Regions from separate parts of the Mus musculus genome. Here region 2 is linked to region 1. Evidence: chromatin loops called from intact Hi-C (ENCODE). Cell type or tissue: gastrocnemius. All regions are shown on one strand.

Region 1 (8,000 bases):
CTTTATACCTGTCATCTGATTTTTTTTTCCTTCAGCTTCTCCTGGAAGTTCTTTGAAAAGTCTGAAATTCCATGTTTAAAATTCATTTAACATTATGGATGCTAAACTAAAGCACATCACAAAACACCTTTTAGAATATGGTTTAAGAGTTAGAGGCACTATTATATGCTTCTTTAGCTTCAAAATGAGAGCACTTACATAGAAATCCTATGGTAAATTAGCCTTTGCATTGTCCATGGTAATGACAAAATGCCTACAATGGAAGATTCTGTACCACCATGCTTTCTGTGGACCAATCTGCCCACTGCACTACTGCTGGGCACAGAAAATAACAGTTGGCATTTAGAGCATTCTTGCTGCAAGCCAAAGAGCCATGCTTGCTATTCAGCCTGTGGATGCTATATATATATTTATATAATTTCAATGTCATTATGATGTAAAGAGGTACATGATGAGAGAATTTGCCTCTCCCAGTAAATCTTGGCTTGCACAATGTCTTCAGGTGAACATTTTTACTCTTCTTTACTTTGAGAGCTCTTCTCATTTTTTTTATTCAGATACAGAGCAACATAAATACTTACATTATGCCTATGTCATTTACATTTAATACAGCTTGGCAGTACAGACAGACGTCAAGTGTGTTTTATCATGGGGACATTCCCTAGTTGATTTAGCTGAAGACTAGTGGTGAAAATATTATTAGGAAACTCAGCTCATGGGTAGAGAATAGATGCTTATGTTATTTAAACAATTATGGATGTTTTTCATAAGTGGCACTACTTAGCAATCCTGTGGTGTGTGTATGCTTGATTCAGTCATGTGGAATAACCACAGGCCCACTGAAATATGTCTGGTGGAATCAAAGATTCCTGTCATTCTGGTAGCTAAGAGAATTTGACCATACACATTTCTTTCTCAGGAGTGTGATGGTGTGTCTAAGAGGCATACTTCTCTTTTAGCAGATTTGGGTCATCCCCTCCTTCTCAACCTTGATTTTGTACTGGGATGCCAGAATTTCCTTGACTTCTGTGTTCCTTCTATCTTAAGGGGATCAGTTTTTTTGTCTTTGATAGGAGGTATATGTATTTTTCTTGGTGTTTCCTATAGTTGCTTTTATTTTTGCTTCATGTGTCATGCAACATTCTTTGTTGGTTTTGTCCCTATTTGTAATAATGATTAGAAAATGAATAAAAATAAATTATTAAAAAGAGGAAGGCTTCTGAACTTTCATGATCATAGAGATTTCTATATTTGCTTCCTACTTTTTATTTTCCCTGTTTGTTTTACATCTTGACTTGGAATTTATCTTAAGTAAGACGGACATGGATCTAACATGACCTTTTCCTACATGAGCAGCTGGTTGTTCCATCATGGAAAAGGTATCTCATTGGTCAAAAATCCATGAATCTGATCACCCACTGATGTTTTACTGGGAAAAAATACTTTCTGATTTGTTATGATAAAAAAGCCACTGGAAAAAGTAAGGGGGATTTTGAAGAAATGATAGTCTTCGGTATAAGACAGGGGGAATCCTATAAGAGAGGATTTGGATTAAGGAGAACAAATGAACTTTCTATAAGTTACACAAGAACTGTGATTACTAGGCCCAATTATCTATATGGAACATTGGTAGAAGTTTTAAATGTGTTAGTCTGAAGGAGCCATAAATGTCATTTATATCAGCCAAGATGTAATTTACATCCATGAATATATATCTTAAAAGGAATAGCCACATTCTATAAAACGTATTTTTTTCTGGTAAAGTTATACAAAAAACACTTACTACATACCCCAGTAATTTCTAGAGAAATAAAAGTTCATGTTCACATAAAAACTAATACAAGAATATTCATAAAAGCTTCATTGGTAATAGCTAAATAATAAACCAAATGGGTTCCTAAAGGGAAATGAATAAACAAATTGTGGTTCAACCATCTCCCAGGATATATTATTCAGTACTAAAAATGGATGGATTACTGAAGGCTGGTGCCCTCACTTTGAGTGAAAGAAAGTGAGTTTCTAGAGCTTGCTATTGTGTATGAGTAAAGTGCTAATTTCCAGGGATAGGAAAATGAAAGTGAGGGAGCTCTGACTTGTGGATCATAGAGGTTATGATCTGAGGGAAGGAGTGACTCTACAAGCTCAATGCCGGAGGTCACAGGCCATGTTTCTGTTGACTGTGTTAATGGTACATAACTCTGTCCATATGATAACAATCTATAGGGACATACATATACAAAGCCATGCATGTAAAAACTAGTGAAATCTGAATAAGGTCACTTAACAGTAGGCATTCATGTTGGTTTTCTGTTGGGGGAAGCCAGAGAGAGGGTACATTCTATCATGGGGATTTGTAAGAAGGACTCAAATTATTTTTATGTAGGTTGGGGATGTGGGGAAAAGCCAGATTGTAGACTAAATGTTTAGAAAAAGAATTGTCTCTGTTCCGATACTTATAAGTATTTACTTCTTGACTTTATATAATGTCTTCAAGGAGGAGGGGGGAAGGAAGAGGGGGAGGGAGACTTAGGGATAAGACTCAAGCCTCATCATACATTTTATTAATTTGGCCCCATTCTGCATATACATGGCACAAGGGATAATGAAGTGTCATCAAGTCAGGACTTAAGCAGATGTCCTGCCCCAGCTCTTTGGTATATGGTGTAGGAAAGCACCTAATGCAAGTCCCAGCTTCGTATGCCATAACATTTGCATCAAATCCCTACTCACTTTAGTACAAGTTTTGTAGGAATTACACAAAATAACTTTTATCTCTGATTTATGATTAAAACATAACGTTTTATCCCTGCTGATGTAATACCAGGCAGCTCAGTCATTAATCTTTTATTATGTGCAATTTCAATGGCAAATTTCTATTTAAATTAAACTCCTATGATACTGGCCATTCTCTAATGTACAAGCAGGAAACACAAAACCAATAGACTAGTGTATGTACTGTATTTATATTTACAGGGAAAAGGCCATCAGAAACAAACATGAGGAAGCTCACACTCATCATCTGAGAGCGGAGCACACATGCACTTTTCCTTTTAGGATGTGGAGAGTTTTGTAATGTTTTATTATTTTATTATTTTTTAAATATTTATATATTTTTATTATTAATTTTATGTGTATGGGTGTTTTGCCTGCATGTGTGTCTCTATACCACATGCATACTTGGTGCCTGCTGTGGCCAGAAGAGGGAGGGGTTCAGATCTCTAGGAACTACATTTTCAGACAACTGTGGGTTACCGTGTGTGTGTGTGCTTGGAATAGAATTTGGGTCCTCTGAAAGAGCAGCCAGTACTCCTGAGGCATCTTTTCAGGCCCTGCTCTCCTTTTTAAGTTCTCTCTCTCTCTCTCTCCCTCTCCCTCTTCCCCCCCTCTCTTTCTGTGTGTGTGTCTGTCTGTCTCTGTCTTTCTCTCTCTCTCCTCTCTCTCTGTCTCTTTCTGTCTCTCTCTGTCTCTCTCTGTGTCTCTGTCTCTCTCTGTGTGTGTGTGTGTGTGTGCCTGTCTCTGTCTTTCTCTCTCTCCTCTCTCTCTGTCTCTTTCTGTCTCTCTCTGTGTCTCTGTCTCTGTGTGTGTGTGTGCGCGTGCGCGCGCGCACATGTGTTTACATCAGATCCCTTGGATCTGGCATTATAGACAGCTGTGAGACAGCCCACATGAGTGCTATGAGTGGGACTTAGGTTTTCATCAGGAGCAGCAAGTACTCTTACCACAGAGACATTTCTCTAGCACCCATGTTTGTGTTTCCTTGATGTACATTTATTTTTTTAATAAAAATATGATTATACCATTTCCCCCTTTCCCTTTTCTTTTCTCCAACTTCTCCTTTGAGTATACCACTCCCTGTTTTCTCAAAAACCCCAAGATCTGTGGCCTCCTTTTCTTTAATTGTCAATATGTGTATTCTTGTGTGATATAAACACACACACACACAATTTTGTAAGTGTGGGTGTTTTGCCTGTATGTATGTTTATATACCACATGCCACGTGCGTGCGTGCGTGCGTGCGTGCGTGTGTGTGTGTGTGTGTGTGTGTATGCATAGTCCATAAAAAGATAGATGTAGTCACTTCGTATTTGTAGCTGGAGGGATCTTGTCTAAAGAAGAACATTTCTCTCACTCTCAGCATGCTGTGGTTGCCTATAGTTCCTTGTCTACGGTTGGAGCTCCGTGAGATTCCCTCTTTGCACTCAGCGTGTGTGTCTACTGGTGTTGTCTTTGCTCAGTGCTTGTTTAGGCAGCCATGTTGATGACTTCATGGGTGTAGCTTCCTTGACTTTTCTTGGAGATTTATTCCTTTTGATCTCAGAGTCTTCCTTCCCAGCCCTGACCAACCCATTTATAACACAACTGCATGCTTATGTGTTTAATCATAGTCACAAAGAGGAGAATTCTGGGACACTTTCAAGCACAAACTTTGCTTATGTTTCAGTGTGAGAAAAACTAAGAAGTTCTTTTCCAGTGCTAACCAGTGGAGAATAAAACCAGTGGCTACTGTTGAACACCTTCTAGGACAAGCTGAAAACCTGGGCCCCCATAGAAAGCCACTAATCTATGTAACATAATCTTCCACTAATCCATTAATAAATTCTTTTCCCTGCTCCTTCCTTATTCTTCCATGTGTAGATTAACGGATTACACTGTAATTAAATTTGACTCTCACAAAAGGCAGTGTGTCAGAGCCGTGAGCTATCGGGAAGCCAGTTTTCTATTCCTAGTTTCAGTGATGACTTACAGCTGAGGACAAAGCACCCCCTCTTCAGGGTGTCTCATTTTTTCCACCTATAAAGTGAGATAAACAATGTCTCAGAGGGATATAGTTCTGCTTTTTCAGTGCCATATTCTAGCAGGGCTCCAGATTCCTTTATGGAATGGTTCTCTTTGCAGAAGTAAAGGTATATTTATATTGTTGTGATTCTTAATAGTCACAAAGACTCAAAATCTAATTGTAAATGCCTCCTACTAGATATTGCATTATCTACATTTGTAAAGACTGCAACCAGCTGTGCCCCAAGTCTCTCTGTGATATTTATTAAAAATTAAAGGAAACACATTGCAAAGACATACTGCGGAACATTTTCAAAGCCACGTGTAGCGGTCTAACTGCAGGATTTCCACTGAAGTTAATGGGACTCATACTGGTAAATTCTAAGTACCACTTTGAAAATTTACCCCATAGTGACAGTTTAATGCTCCTTATTGATTGTAACTTTCCAGATAACATCTTGAGGCAAAAGGGACTACTTCTCAAAGGAAAGAAATAATCTTTAATGAAATAAATCTGCATTGCAATCACGGTAATGAATGAGTCTGGGGGCACAGTCATCTGGAATGAAAGCTCCCAGGAACTGCTTGTTAGTGACAGCTGCCAAGGCTGCTGTAACAAGTTTCCATCATGTCATAATATCAGTGGCACACAGAAAACAATGCATTTCCTTTTTAAAGTAGAGATTACATGTTCACAAGGGCAGGGCGTTACATACATGGAGAAGTCATGGATTGCTACTTTACAAATTATTCCCCCATCATATGTATGTATGTATATATATATATACATACACACACACACACATATATACATATGTGTGTGTGTGTACATATATATATATATATCTAATACAAAGTTCTAGTAGGCGTAGATGACTAAAAGACCCAGTCAAACTTCTAGACGTCTTTAACTCAGATATTCATGTTAGTTCTGAAGTTCCCAAGTTCTTTGCATTTAAATATAGTTCCTCATGTCCTGGTGACCAGCAACCGTAAAATTATTCCCTTGCTACTTCAGGATTGTAATGTTGCCACTGTTAGGAATTGTAACATAAATCTATGATACACTGGATATCTGATACATGATCCCTGTGAGGGTTAAGACCCAGACGTTGAGAACTGCTGTTCTAAAGATTGTGACTTCTGCCCATCTCTGCCATCGTTTCTTCTAATTGTCTTTACTGGACTTGACTTACAGTCACAACACACAGTGCCTCCTGCCCAAGCCAATCTCATAAGATTGGAGGAAATTTTCAAATATTCTTCCTTGGATTAGAAAGGTATGTGCCCAAATATTTCCAAGACTGATTCCTTTTAGAAAAATATTATGATCGACTCAGTATTCTAGTACTTGGAAAGATTTTCTTTGGCTGCACAATCGAAAATATCTCCCCTATGTTCTCTATGTTTCTATTTTCACCACCCAGAGCTCATCACCCATTTATGTATATATGTGTATATGTATGTATATATATATATTTTTTTTCTGGATGACTAAATTTCAAAACTTAGGTGATCTTGGTGCCTTTGTCTTATAGAGTGAATCATGACAGTCCATATCATTCTTTCCAGAACTCTTCAATGTTCTTTTGGCTTTCCCCTTTCTAATGATATATAAGACTGAACTCTTACTACTAGGGACTATTTTTATGCACATCTGCATCTTTTGCACTTAGAGTGTGCCTGCCACATATCTATGTTCTATCTTTGAATATTTTTTCTTATAGATCAGGAAATAGGAGCAATAATAGTAAAACATATCACTGGGGTCTACTAAAGTTTATCGAAGACAGTCTTCAGTTCTTCATTCCTCTCTAAGAATAATTTTTGCATGGTCAAGTACAATAGCCTTTTACTCTTCCTTATCAGTCAGGTTTGCATACCACAGTGTTACCTAAACAGCGACTGTCATTGAACAGTTGGAAGCATTCCTGGGAGGGAGATGACCTACCCTAGAATTTGCAAAGTATTTTTCAAAGATTTATTTATTTATTTTATATGACTGCACTGTAGCTGTCTTCAGACACACCAGAAGAAGGCATGGAATTCCATTACAGATGGTTGTGAGCCACCATGTTGTTGCTGGGAAATGAACTCTGGAAAAGGACCTCTGGGAGAGCAGTCAGTGCTCTTAACTGCTGAGCCATCTCTCTAGCCTGAAATTTTTTTTTACAAACAAACAAACAAACAAACAAACAAAGAACTACTTATTTCCAGTTTGCAAGTCCCAGCGCCCCTCAGAATGACACTGCATAAGAGTGTAAGAAATAGATACTAGGCACAGAAGCTTATTTATCCCCTAATTTCTCCTCCAAGTTAGAAAGTAGCAATAGATAGAGTTGTTAAAAATAAAACTAATGAGCCGGGTGGTGGTGGTGCACACCTTTAATCCCAGCACTCGGGAGGCAGAGGCAGGTGGATTTCTGAGTTCAAGGCAATCCTGGTCTACAAAGTGAGTTCCAGGACATCCAGAGCTATACACAACCCTGTCTCAAAATGCCTCCCACCCAAAAAAATAAAAATAAAATAAAATAAAACTAATGTTGTTATTAATGTTATTGAATAAACTCTGGGTTTTTGAATTTCCAATGCCAGAAGTCATTAGTTGGTTCCAATGGTCAAAGTTCAATGAAGTTTAATTTTAAAATGTCAGAGAACAATGAGCAAGGGATATTTTTTTTTCTGGAGTAAAATCATTGGAAAAGAATCCTATTTTTATTTTTGTTTTCTGGCCATCTTTCTAACTTTTCACCAGTTTGCTAAGTGCTATCTGATTTCCTCATGTTTAGAATGGGGTGTTAGTGGCTGGGAAGACTGCTCAGTAGTTAAGAGCATCCAGCTTTGGTTTCTAGCACTCACATGGTGGTGGCTCAGAACTATCTATAATTCCAGTTTCAGGGGATTCAATGCCCTTTTCTGGTCTCTGCAGGCATCAGACATGCATGTGGTGCACAGACATATAGGCAGGAAAATATCCATATACATAAAATAAGATAGTAGTAAAAAATTTAAAAGTATATTATAATACTTGAGTAGGATTAGTAATTTAATACTTATAAGGTACTTGAGGTAGCATGTAGCAGTCCTCTGTGAATAATGCTACTAGAAAGTAATAGTATATGATTAACTAGGTTTCAACTGTCCCCAGTTGACCCTAGGATAGAATGTGTGTGTCACAGAAGGGCATGAACGCTTATTAAGAGAAGTTGCAGAATGCATGACTG
Region 2 (8,000 bases), 99 kb before region 1:
ATTGAATAAAAGGCATAAAATAATTAAGAAAAATATAGTTCTAGTTACATCAATAAACCAAATGTCTCTAAAGCGACAAATATAAGACAGTACACTCACTCTTACACAATTTATCTGGTTGCTTAGCTTTTCAAATCCCACCTACCTTTTAACATATTTCATGTTGCAGCTAGTACAGTTCCTTATGAAGAAAAAAATTACTTAGTGAGTTAAGAGGTGTGTGGGTGAACACACCAAGGGGAAATAGTTATTCCAGGAAACTTATTTGGTTGGGAAAAGAGAGAGAGAGAGAGAGAAAACCAAACAGCTCCACAGTAATTCAAAGAATCAGAGATAAGCCAGACGCACAGTTTTGTTCATGGGTTTTACCCACCTGATTGCTCGGATGACGGTTTTAAGTGGTGGGGTGAGGTCCTCCACAGAGACGTCACACTGGCATCCTTTCTCATCATACACATCATCAATGCCAAGGGCTGTGTCGGCTGCAAGAGACAAACACCACCAGCTTCTGGTTAGGACATACTGGGTTGTTTGTCTCACCCTGGAGAGATGGGGGCCCTTGCAGACTGAGCATTTAATCAGCTGATGAGGTAGAAACCCAGCCATTGATGTTGCCAAATCCTAAAAATTCATCCCTGTCCTTGATGATTTGACAGGAACATTTTCCCCCAAGTTGTTCTCCACCTGGAGGATGGTGGTGACAAATTTGTGTCGATCTGCTCATACTTTTTGCGCTGGTTGTTGAAAGCTAATAGGTGTTATTTAAATTGCAGTTGTTTAGAGTTGAGGAAACTGTCTTTGGACACTTAAATTCATTAGTCTGCCTATACAGAGCTGAGATCCCACGACACTGACCTCATTAGCTCTGTTGCTGAACCACTTACTTTATAAGCAGCAGACCGGAGAAGGTTGACTACTTATTGCTTGCTGGCCTGGCAATGGTGGGGTGGTGAGAGCGCTTGCTTAAGCAGATACAACCACAGCTAAAGGAAGAGCGGTTTGCATATGAAAATCAGTTCCGTATAAACCAATTAGATTAAGTTTTTGGTTAATTGTAACATTTGGGAATGTGCGTCTATTATTACTCCTGGCTGTTCGCAGTGTGGGAGTAAGGCACAGAAGGCTATGAAACTTCTCTAAGGACATAGGAAGACTAAAGTGATAAATCCAGAGCTGTTCTTCGGACCTCTTCCCATGTGTCCCTTTTGCCTGCTCTCTTGGCCTCTGGCTTCCCTTCTGTAGTACTATTCCTTTCATATGACTATGTGCACAGAGCGCATTGTCTTGAAGTTCCAGCTTGGAGCAGTCTAGTTACCTTGGCTGTGTGGTGCGGTACTTTATATCTTATAGGAGCTCTGGATGCGTATATATGAGGGAGCTTCTAGGAAGAGTATACAAGGGAAAGAGAAGACAGACAGGTAACACATATAAACTGACTGACTGACGGCTGAGACCGGCATCCTCTGAGCTGCACAGATACTAGCTCCTCAGAGGCAGTATCAGATCACACTCCTCAGGGCTTCCAGTGTAGAATTTTTGGGAGCATTTGTTACTCTGCTTCAAAATTGAGGCATGTGACTGCTTCGTCTCATCTGAACTCTAGTGAAAGGTATTACTCACATATATTCTGGGATCGCTGAGTGGTCTCAATGGGGGGTACGTTTCAGAAAACCATGGACATAGGAGAGGACATAGGGAGAGTAGATATAACAATTCCCATATTGATGACCTCTTGAAATGGTAGAACAGCCTTATATTAAACAGCATAGGATGCAGGGTCATTTGTTTGTAAATAAAAATGCTATTATTTGAGAACACTTTTACAGACATTAGATGTGTTTTGGTCAAATATGACATTTCTTCTATCCTAATATCAAATATCCTATTTCTTCTATCCCAATTTTTCCTTGATTCACTCACTATTCTGCCACTCCCTGCCACCTTCCAACTGCATGTTGTTTTTCCCCCATTGAGACCACTCAGCGATCCCAGAATATATGTGAGTAGAATAGACCATCTCCTGGAGCCCCTTGGGGACTGCATTCTTGATTTCCCCCTCCTGGAACAGTACATGGGAATTGTCCCAGAACAGTGCATGGGGATTGTCACAGGACAGTACATGGGGATTGTCACAATTACCACAAGGTGCAGATAGTGAAACCAGTGCTCACGGCTGACTCAAAATGGAACTGAAACTCCATCAAGTGATCAAATGACAGTGATCTCTTGGATTACTGCTGTACTTCTTCACCCCTAGCCTAGATATCAAGAAGACACATGGTCAAACTACCTTGGTGGGAAGAAATCTAGACTAAAAAGAGAGCCAGATACTAACAGTATTTATATTCAGATGTGTCTTACTGGGCAGATTTATCATACCATTTTATAACTCAAAGATTCAGGTACAAATTCAACAATCATGTCTGCTTTGTAGATTTCATTTATTTAGTGAGTGTCTGAGTGTACAGGTATGTGCCACAACATGTATGTGAAGTCCAGAGGACAAACTGTGGGAGTTGATTCTTTCATTCTGTTATGAAGGTTTTGGGGATCAAACTCGGGTGATAAGTTTGGCAGCAAGCAACCTTTATTGGTGTAGCTACCTCATCAGCCCTCATTTCTGCTGTTTTGGTAGGTTTTGTTAGAGCAAATAAACACCCAACATATGTCTGCTGGTGAGTGTGGGGCTAGGGTGCTAACTTAGATGTTATTCTCATCCTTATTCCAAAGCCCCCCAAAATGAGAAAGACAACATTATTTTGCCTCATTCATATCTTGGGATATCAAGTTTCTTTCTAATATTGTTAATAATTCATTATAACTCTTATGGTTCCTAACAACTTAGAGCCCTCTATGACTATTGAGCAGCTGGGGATGGACGATCATCAATGGAGGCTGGATCTCTGCTCTCCCCTCACGGGCTAGGCTGTGGAATTTTGGTAGATTCATGAGATTCTCAAACATATCTGGACAAAGCCTAGCCATTGTATCCAAATGTCAGTCAAATAAGGTGCTCCAAATGCCTCTTGCTTTGGACAATCTTCCCACCTTGTGCTGTTCATCTCTGGCACAGAAAAAGGAGTATAAAATACAACTGTTTTCATTTGTGCAATGCTTTTCTGTTTTTTTCTTTTCTCCTTAACATTCCTTCTCTTCCCTCCCTCCCTCCCTCCCTCCCTCCCTCCCTCCCTCCCTCCCTCCCTCCCTCCCTCCCTTCCTTCCCTCCCTCCCTCCCTCCTGCCCTCCTGCCCTCCCTTTCTTTTTTGGTGTTCTGTGTTTTGTTATTGGTGGGCCAGGACCTTGATCATACCAGGTGGGCATTCCGTCTCTGAACTGTATCCTTAGTCCCATTTCTTATTAATTTGATAATTAGTATTGATATATTCTGAAGTTGTTACCCTCCATTTAGATTTAGAAAAACCTAGAATAAACATTTGGGAAAAAAAAAATCTCACAGGGCAGCGGTGGTACACGCTTTTACTCTCAGCATTTGGGAGGCAGAGGCAGAGGCAGGCCTCTGTGAGTTCCAGGTCAGTCTGGAGTACACCGTGAGTTCCAGAACAGCCAGAAAAATGCTGCCTGGAAAAAACAAAATTCAATCCAAACCAAATCACTCATTAAAATTGGCATTGGTAGTAAAAACATAACTCGGAACAAGTTTTTATAGCTATTAAAACTTAAGATCGGGCCAGGGAAGATGGCAACGGTGTTGTGAGTAGCTGAGTGTGTATCTTGAGAACTCGTACAGAATCCCAGTGCTCCCACTGAGAGGTAAGGGGTAGAGACAGGAGAATCCCTAGAAGTTACCATGCCAGACGGCCGGACACACAGTGTAATAGTACCCACAAAGCTTGATTTGAAAAACCTGCAAAATACAAACAATATCAATATGTCTATCATACTTAGGATACTTAATTGTGGGACTCATAGTTCAGGGTTGACACCTGTGGCTGTCCTCTGACTTCTACATGCACCAGCACCACTTTTGGGTATGTGGATTCACACACACACACACACACACACACACACACACACACACACACACACACACTTATCAGTTCCTTAAGAAATTAAAAGATGTTTTTCCTAACTCCTAAAATTGACATAGTTTGGGGAAAGGAAAGTTAGAGAATGAACTAAGGTTTCGCTGGCCACTTACAACATATAGCTTTTGACATACAGAGCATTCAAAAAACAAAGGTGAGTTTAGAATGAAGGAAATAATTTCTTTTTTCAAAGATTCAAAATGTCAAAGCAACCAGGATTGTGGTACATTTTTTACAGTAAGAGTGTGAGAGATCCCAGTGTACATATAGAAAGGAAACATACAAAAGCCATCTGTCACTGGGCCACAGGGAACACACATTGAAATAGCCACCATTAATGGTAGTGACGACCAATTTGTTACAGTCTGTCATGAGTCACGGTATATTCTCCAAAGATTCCTTCCTCTGCCGCTTATTGGGTTAAAGTTGCTCTCTCACCCACTAGCATCTCACAGCACCTTAAATATCTTCCTAAATTTAGAAGGTTCACGTTAGACATGTGCTAAGCCAAGGATAATGTCTTTGATCTGAGTAGAGTTCAGAGTGACATATTGGGCCCTGGAGCAGTAACATAATCCTATTTCTCTATGTCCTTGGCTTGGCCCCTTTTTCAGTCCTGTGCTAGCTGCTTCGAAGTTACCAACAGATTGGCTGGGTCCCTTAGGCACAAACAAATAGCCAACCCAGGAAACAGATCATATAATGTTTGGCCTAGACTTATCTCTTTTCAAATACTAATTTTAACTCTACCTTTCTCCCATAATAACATTAACACATGCTTGTTAAAACTTATCCTTTATCAATTTCATTCTTTGCCTGACCACATAATATTGGTATGCGTTAGGGAGTGTGATGGTTTGTATATCCTTGGACCAGGGAGTGGCACCATCTGAAGGTGTGGCCTTGTTGGAATAGGTGTGACCTGGTTGGAAAGGGTGTGTCACTGTGGGTGTGGGTATAAGATCCTCACCCTAGTTGCCTGGAAGTCAGTCTTCCACTGGCAGCCTTTGGACGAAGACATAGAACTCTCACCATCTCCTGCACCATGCCTGCCTGGATACTGCCATGCTCCCACCTTGATGATAATGGACTGAACCTCTCAACCTGTAAGCCAGCCCCAATTAAATGTTGTTTTTTTATAAGACTTGCCTTGGTCATGGTGTCTGTTCACAGCAGTAAAACCCTAACTAAGACAGGGAGGTACAACATGACGTTTTTGGTCTCCGTTATTGAGTCAACATCTTGTTATGTTGCATACCTACATGTGAGTTCTTGATCTTCCTGCCTAAACCATGCACACCAGAGCCAGCACGATATGATTTTGTATTCATGTACATGATGGAACATGATCAAATCAGAGAATTCAGCATCATCACCTGAAGCTTTCCACCTCTTCCCTCCCTCCCTCCCTCCCTCCCTCCCTCCCTCCCTCCCTCCCTCCCTCCCTCCCTCCCTCCCCCCCTCTCTCTCCAGGTTTCTCTGTGTAGCCCTTGCTGTCTGTGAGCTCAGAGATTTGCTACCACTGTCTAGCTTACATTTTCCCCCCAGAACTATTTTTTTAAATCAACTACTGATGGCATACAAAAGAATAAAAGTACACCTAATTTAAATAATCAGTGCTTTGTGAAATGATAATATACACTGCATCACAATGTTAAGCCTAACTGTCAAGATGCACCTCTTCGGTGTTTCAAAGAGAAGTTAGGGCACCAACAAAATTAGAGCTCACAGTTTGGGCTCATTTGGATGGTAAAAGATGATTTTGTAGTTATATTGGCAGGGTGTGATGATGAAAAATTCATCCATTAGACAGTATAGTGTATAGTAAAAAAAATATAACCAGAAGGGAAAGAATGGGGTGGATTTGATTAAAAAAATTATACACATGTACAGAATTCTTAAATGACAAGAAGTTAAGAAAAGACAGGTGTATATTTGAGTTAATGCCTGAAAAGAAATGATGTCATGGGTTGGTGTGGTAGGCAGAGGTTGCTGCCAGGCTTGATGACCTGAGTTCGATTCCTGGAACCCACATGGTAGAAAGAGAGAATGACTCTTACAAGTTGTCCTCTGACCTTTACACACATGCCATGGCAGCTGTGCAATGTCCTCCATAAAACAAATATAAGAATAAATGTGGTGGAAATGTAAATAAATGTCTGAAAGTAAATGACATCCATCAAATTGCAAAACAAATCTTTCTTATTACCCCCTTCCTTCCTTCCTTCCTTCCTTCCTTCCTTCCTTCCTTCCTTCCTTCCTTCCTTCCTCCCTCCCTCCCTCCCTCCCTCCCTTCTTTCTTTCTTTCTTTCTTTCTTTTCTTTCTCTTTCTTTCTTTCTTTCTTTCTTTCTTTCTTTCTTTCTTTCTTTCTTTTTTCTTTTTGAGAAAGGGTGTCTCTGTGTAACAGCCCTGGCTGTTCTGGGACTTGCTTTGAAGACCAGGTCGGCCTTAAAAGAGATTCACATGCCTAGACACGTGCCACTATGCCAAGTCTTGCAACAGATTTCGTTGAGGAGTAATTTTTTATTTTTTAAATTTTAATTTTTATTATATATATTTTTATTTATACTTCAAATGTTATCCCCTTTCCTGGTTTCCCCTCTGAAAGCCTCCTATCCTCCCCACCCCCATTCACTAACCCCCCCACTCCCACTTCCTGGCCCTGGCATTCCCCTACAGGGGTCATAGAGCCTTACAGGACCAAGGGCCTCTCCTCCTATTGATGACTGACAAGGGCATCCTTTGCTACATATGCAGCTCGAGCCATGAGTCCCTCCATGTGTACTCTTTGGTTGGTGCTTTAGTCCCTGGGAGCTCAGGGGGTACTGGCTGGTTCATATTGTTGTTCCTCCTATGGGGCTGCAAACCCCTTCAGCTCCTTGGGACTTTTCTCTAGTTCCTCTATTGGGGACCCTGTGCTCAGTCCAATGGTTGGCTGAGAGCATCCACCTCTGTACTTGTCAGGCACTGGTAGAGCCCCTCAGAAGGCAGCTATATCAGGCTCCTCTCAGCAAGCACTTGCTGGCATCCACTATAGTGTCTGGGTTTGGTGACTGTTTATGTGATAGATCCCCATGTGGGGCAGTCTCTGGATGGCCTTTCCTTCAGTCTCTGCTCCACACTTTGTCTCTGTAACTCCTCCCATGGGTATTTTGTTCCCCCTTTTAAGAATGACCGAAGTATCCACACTTTTGTCTTCCTTCTTCTTGAGCTTCTTGGGTATTCTGAGCTTTTTGGCTAATATCCACTTATCAGTGAGTGTACACCATGTGAGGACTAATTTTTAAAAACACTGGTTTATGAAAACATTTCAAAACATTAAATTAAATGTTCATTGTGATGAGTAATTTGGAGACAGGCTAAGTTCTGTGCTCTGTACAAATTAAAGGCTTTATGCTTTACTACAGGCGAAGTTCAATATTCTAATTGTCTTAGAAAAAAAAATACACTTCACAATTTAAACAGAACTTACAGTACTACAGTTTGTAGACTATCTTTCCATCTTCTTTCCTCCCTCTCTCTCTTCCCCCTCCCTTCCCTTCCTCCCTCCCTCCCTTCCTCCCTCCCTCCCATTTTCTTCCCTTTCTGTTCTTAGACTATGTTTCATATATTCTCCTATGTCCTTGAACTTGCTATTGTAGATGAATATGACCTTAACTTTCTCATCTCTTGCTTTTATCTCCCTAATAACCTCTAGGATTAAAGGCATGAGCTACAGTATCTGGGTTATGTAGTGCTGGGGATAGAACCCAGGGTTTCCTGTGTGCCAAGAATGTACTGAGTGGACATCTCCAGCCTCCACAAACCTTTCTTGAAAAAAAAAAAAGAGACAGATCTGGATGTTCAAAATGTAAAAAAAAAATTTTTTTGTGTGCATCAAGTTGTAGCAATTGTTTTTGCTATCCAATAAAGAAAAAAGAAAGAAAGGAAGAAAGAGAGAAAGAAAGAAAGAA

The links. Hi-C counts contacts between places; a loop is a spot of excess contacts. Peaks named below come from ENCODE experiments on the same cell type or tissue, not always from the same donor. Only the 100,000 strongest peaks of a DNase experiment are listed, where the experiment ranks them.
Region 2: a loop joins it to region 1, with 2.9 times the contacts of the local background. A loop is called at or near these places in 2 of 42 quality-filtered maps.

Annotation. Positions count from the first base shown.
Region 1 is chr1:21,523,068-21,531,067 of GRCm38, forward strand. The region is part of intron 3 of Kcnq5 (potassium voltage-gated channel, subfamily Q, member 5); the gene reads right to left. Among named protein-coding and RNA genes, the nearest start is that of Khdc1b, 140 kb to the left of the region's middle. In gastrocnemius, no CTCF peak of the experiment used is centred here; no DNase peak of the experiment used is centred here.
Region 2 is chr1:21,423,676-21,431,675 of GRCm38, forward strand. It overlaps Kcnq5 (potassium voltage-gated channel, subfamily Q, member 5), which reads right to left. Exons shown (of 14, transcript NM_023872.3): 11 at 374-482. Among named protein-coding and RNA genes, the nearest start is that of Khdc1b, 44 kb to the left of the region's middle. In gastrocnemius, no CTCF peak of the experiment used is centred here; no DNase peak of the experiment used is centred here; H3K27ac peaks cover 1,313 bases.